2 separate regions of the Homo sapiens genome follow, and region 1 is linked to region 2. Evidence: read pairs that join two places in POLR2A ChIA-PET (ENCODE). Cell type or tissue: HepG2. All regions are shown on one strand.

The links. Peaks named below come from ENCODE experiments on the same cell type or tissue, not always from the same donor. Only the 100,000 strongest peaks of a DNase experiment are listed, where the experiment ranks them.
Region 1: POLR2A ChIA-PET joins it to region 2 with 11 read pairs; 2 of 35 experiments call an interaction of 5 or more read pairs at or near these places.

The regions. Positions count from the first base shown.
Region 1 is chr18:74,233,067-74,235,566 of GRCh38, reverse strand. No RefSeq gene overlaps it. Among named protein-coding and RNA genes, the nearest start is that of CYB5A, 58 kb to the left of the region's middle. In HepG2, no CTCF peak of the experiment used is centred here; a DNase peak (open chromatin) is centred at 986.
Region 2 is chr18:74,540,851-74,543,350 of GRCh38, reverse strand. The region is part of intron 1 of CNDP1 (carnosine dipeptidase 1); the gene reads right to left. Among named protein-coding and RNA genes, the nearest start is that of CNDP1, 7.6 kb to the right of the region's middle. RefSeq lists an enhancer at 1,968-2,468. In HepG2, no CTCF peak of the experiment used is centred here; DNase peaks (open chromatin) are centred at 1,160 and 1,530; H3K4me3 peaks cover 272 bases.

The sequences.
Region 1 (2,500 bases), 310 kb after region 2:
AGCCAGTATTTGGAAACCGCCAGCAAGGATTTGGACATGGTGAGGTAAGTCAGACCAGTGCCAATTTCATAGGCTGAAGGGAGGTTTTCTAGGTTAGAATGCACAAGATGTAAACAGTTGATTTTTCTGCTCATGTTGTTCAACAGGTTTCTTTTTCTGTAAAGCAACTACAGCCTGAACTTGAAGCCATATCTTTTTTTTTTTTTTTTTTTTTTTTTGAGATGGAGTCTCACTCTGTCGCTCAGACTGGAGTGCATTGGCACAATCTCAGCTCACTGCAACCTCTGCCTCCCCAGTCCAAGAGATTCTCCTACCTCAGCCTCCTGAGTAGCTGGGATTACGTAGCTGTGCCACGACACTGAGCTCAGTTTTGTATTTTTAGTCGAGACAGGGTTTCACCATGTTGGCCAGGCTGGTCTAGAACTCCTGACCTCAAGTGATCCATCTGCCTTGGCCTCCCTTGGCTTACAGGCATGAACCACTGCGCCCGGCCTTGAAGTCATAATTAAGTAGTATTAACACATCATGTCTCATCAGGTAATAGGCTTTTGCTTTTTTTTGGAGGAGTCATACCAGAGTTTGCATACAAACTCTTCCTGTGTGTAATGTATCTATTTATTCATTCATATTGACTGAGAGTCTCCGACGTGTCACTGCATAGCCAGTGTGACTTCCCCAGTCAGATGACTTCCCCTATGCTTGTGTCTTTACCTCCCTGTACCCCTCGCCAGCCCTTGCTGGAACAGGCACTAACCCCCAGGCAGAAGAAGGACTTGCTTCATAAGCCTTCAAAGAAGAAACTCTGGCTTTTCTCAGTCTGTCAAAAGTCAGTGGAGGCCTCCAAGCATTTCTCATTTTCCCAATCATCGAATAATAACTTCAACACAATGATATGACTCAACCCATTGCTGACGAATGCTCAGAGCCCAAGCCTTTCAAAGCAAAGGACCTTGCATAGTTCCCCTGTCAAGGCAGGAGATTGAGTTCAGCTCAGTTTATTGGTTAAACATTATCACCCTCTGTTCCTCCCACTGGTATGTCTGTTCCAAATGCTGACCCCAGAAAAAAGTTCACATGCTCTTTCCTGAGCCAAAACATATAAAGAACAGCCTCACTTGTTGATATGTACCCTGTTATGCAATCACTTTCCTTGCAAGGGCCGAAGTTCAAGGAGCTGTTAAAGTTGATGCCCTTTCTTTTTCTCAAGTGTGAAACATAAAGAATTGCACGGGATTTTACCGTGAGAGTCAGATGGTGAGAATTCCTTAGCATTTGCCTTTCTGAAGTGGAAATTGGGTTCCCCAGAATTGTGACTGTTTGATACTCAGGTGAAGAAATTATTTTTATTGTAACCTCTTCCCCTTGGAGATTAAGGGCTGGATGAACACTTTGTTTAGCATTGCTTTTGATTCTTGCGTGGGTGTGAAAGAAAGATGATCTGTTTAATGCCACGTGGCTCCCAGTGTGCCTGCCTCAAGAGCTGTCCTTAAGTATAGCCAAAGGATTATATAATAAGCAAGATTTATATAATAATTTTGTACATGTTGCCACCAGAATATCACTATGATTTCCTATGACATAAAGCTTTCATCTGTTGCTATCAGGAAAGAATCGACTAAGCTTTTTCTGTGGGGGAAATGTGCTAGAAAGCCCTTCTGGAAACCATTCCTCAAAATCATGCGAGCTGGAATGGCAACCTAGAACTAATGCTTTAACAACCACCAGTCATCAGTAAAATAAAACATACAATACTAAAATAGCTAATAAACGACAAAGGCTATATGCCAAATGGATTCAGTAAGATATTTGGGGAACTGATGTGAGACAGACCCATGTCATCGTCAACCTTCTCTGGAAAGTCCAGGAGCAGAGGACAAGAGAAGAAATCTTCTGATATCATATTCATTGATTTGGACACCATGGAGTTAAATGGCAATTATTGTAGTCTACTGTTTATATTGGGCCAGAATCGAGGGGTTATTTCTTACAGCAGAAGTGCAGCTGGGTGGCCTTTCCATTATATCTGTTTAAAACCCACTGAATGGGCATATTTGGGGTGCCAGGGAAATGACTAGAAAAAAATCAGGTTGTGATGAGCAGTCATGCGGTGGCGTTTCTGATAGACAATACTTTCCTCTTCCTCTTAAATACAAACTATAAGCATTGTGACGAGAAAGGACCCCCATTATGAATTTTATGTATTAAATACTAATAGTTTGTTACAGTTTATTACATGGTCAATGTTTAAATTAAAAGCTCTATTCAAATGAATGTATTAGTTTGTTAGGACTGCCGTAATAAGGTAGCACAAACTGGGTGGCTTAAACAACAGAGATTTATTTTCTCACAATTCTGGAGAGAGCTGGCTGGGATCAAGGTACAGTCGGGGTTGTTTCCTCCTGAGGGCAGTAAGGGAGTAGCGTCCCAGGCCTCACTCCCAGCGTCTGGGGGTTGCTGGTGATCTGTGGTGTTCTGTAGCTTGTAGCAGCACCCTGATCTC
Region 2 (2,500 bases):
CAGCTACTTTTTGTATTTTTTGTAGAAACAGGGGGGTCTCACCATATTGCCCAGGCTGGTCTCAAACTCCTGGGTTCAAGTGATCTGCCTGCCTCGTCCTCCCAAAGTGATGGGATTACAGGCATGAGCCACCACACCCGGCCCCTGTCTGCTCCTGATTCATAGATACCTGCTTACGTTTTGTATTTTCTCATTCTTTAATATGGGTGTTAGTCTTTCATTTGTCTCTTGAAGAATTTAAACATACTTCGTTTGCATCCATTTTAAACATGTTCTACTCTTTGTATGTCAGTCTTGGTAAACCCATTTCCTAACACATTGCAAAAGCTATTTTTCTTAAGGCATGTCTTTCTTACATACTTCAGAACTTTGGCTTGCAGCCTCAACTTGAATGACAGTCATTTTATTCTCCTTCTCTGTTATGAGTTCTGCCTAAAATGCAATGGTTGCCTCCACCTGGTGCTTTAAGATGCCCATTCCAGGTCGAGGTCTTAAACTGGTGGCTTACAGTTCTCAAACAGTGTTCTAGTGGCACACACCTGTAATCCCAGCATTTTGGGAAGCCAAGGTAGGAGGCCCACTTGAGCCCAGGAGTTCAAGACCAGCCTGGGCAACACAGAAACTCTGTCTCTACATAAGCGAAATCAGATTTTAAAACTTAGCCAGGCCAGGTGGTGCATACCTATAGTCCCAGCAACTCAGGAGGTTTGAGGTGGGAGGATCACAGAGTGAGATCTTGTCTCAAAAACAAAAAAACAAACAAAATCCTGAAGTATATGCAATTGCTTTGCTTGAAGTGGATGGGGAGTTTTAAGGGTGAACTCATACTGTGTCTTGATCGGGACTGCCCTACAATGATTTCACTTCCTGGGACGTAATGTCCCTACAGCCTGGCCCAGTGCCAGGCTCAGTGCTGGGAACGCTACCTGGTGCAAACTTTCCCAAACTGGAGGAGAGCAAGATTCGGGTGAAGATAAAAAGGGTCCACTTAAAAGCCCACAAGCTCTGTTCAGTGCACCTTAAAAGGCATAAATGTTTGTATCCTGGATAACCTCAACCTCCAGGAATTGGCTAATAATGACTAATAAATTAGGCCTTGACACCAGGAGCTCAACAAGCAAACCTCACCCTGTCAGCAGGGACAAGGCTTCTGGGATGGCCCCAGGGCAGTGCTCCTGCGCACACCTCTGGCCTGCAGTACAAGGTACAGAGTTGGGTAACAAGACCGCCCCAGGCAAACTGTGAAACTGAAACATGCAAACGCGTTTCTCCCTGAGCGCCATGCACTCTGGGATCCCAGGGCACTGGAGCTAGTCCTAGAAGGCACAGGGGACCCCTCCTCATCTGCAGTCTTTGGGGAGTTCCATCTGTGCGTGCCTTGTCTTAGCACTGTTTCTCTCCCTTTCACAATGCGCCCCATTCCTTCTGAGGTCAGCAGGGGACAGCACCCCAACTTTATGTCCTGTGGCGCCGGAAGCTGAGCCACGTGTACCATGAAAGGTACCTTTGTCCCAACCACAGTGCTTCTGAAGAAGTGGGGGATTGTAACCGCTTGAAAGAGCAATTGAGAATTGGAACACTGGGGCATTGTGGGGCCTGAGGAGAGGTGCTCTGGGGACAGAAAGCCCCTACCTCCTGATTAGGGCTGGGACGAAGGGGCTGGGGAGGACCTCAGGGCTCAGGTCCCCTGCTCCAGCCTTGCTGCTGCCTGCCCTGTGATGGTGAGACCAACAATGCAACAGACCACCCAGGCTCCCTCCCATAAACCAACCGCATGTGCATATTTCCTCCTGGGCAGGAGCTCTGCACTGGGATCAGTAGGATGGTGGCTGGACCCACCCACCCCTTCTCCTTCTGTGACTCCTCCAGGAGCTGGCTCTCAGCTCCAGCCAACAAATGCCACCCACCCTCCAGATACCATCAGCTCCTGAACCTGCCAGGGTCCCGAGCCAGCAGAGTGGCAGTCACCAGGGCAGCATCTCTCTCTGGTGAGCCGCAGATGACAACCTGCTGAGAAGCTAGGACAGCTGCCCTAGACAGTGCACGCTCAGGGGAGGATCCGATCACTGTGCCTTTCCTGGCAGCTCCTGTGGCAGCTAAACGGTGCCTCTGCACACCTGCCGTCTCCTTCCCCAGGTGCGTCAGCAGAGCCCATGACCGAGGCTGCACTCACTGTGAGCCCCCAGCGGGTGATGGCTCCCAACTGCAGCCCCATTTCCCCCTCCACTTTCAGAACCTACAAGTTTCCGGTGTGAACCACAGAAAAGTGTGTTCCAGTGCCCAACAACTCGCAGGCCTCTCCCAGAACGCCGCTAGTGGGTGTCTGGAACTAGCATTTAATGTCTATAGCAGTCTGTGCTAAACCACCCGTGATACAAGAAAATCGGCATCACTTCATTAGAAGCCAGATCTGAAATTTGATGTTTGCAGCATTCCTCAGATTCTAGTGCTGGAGTGAGTTAGGGATTCCACACATCATGTGATTTGTTGATTAACAGAA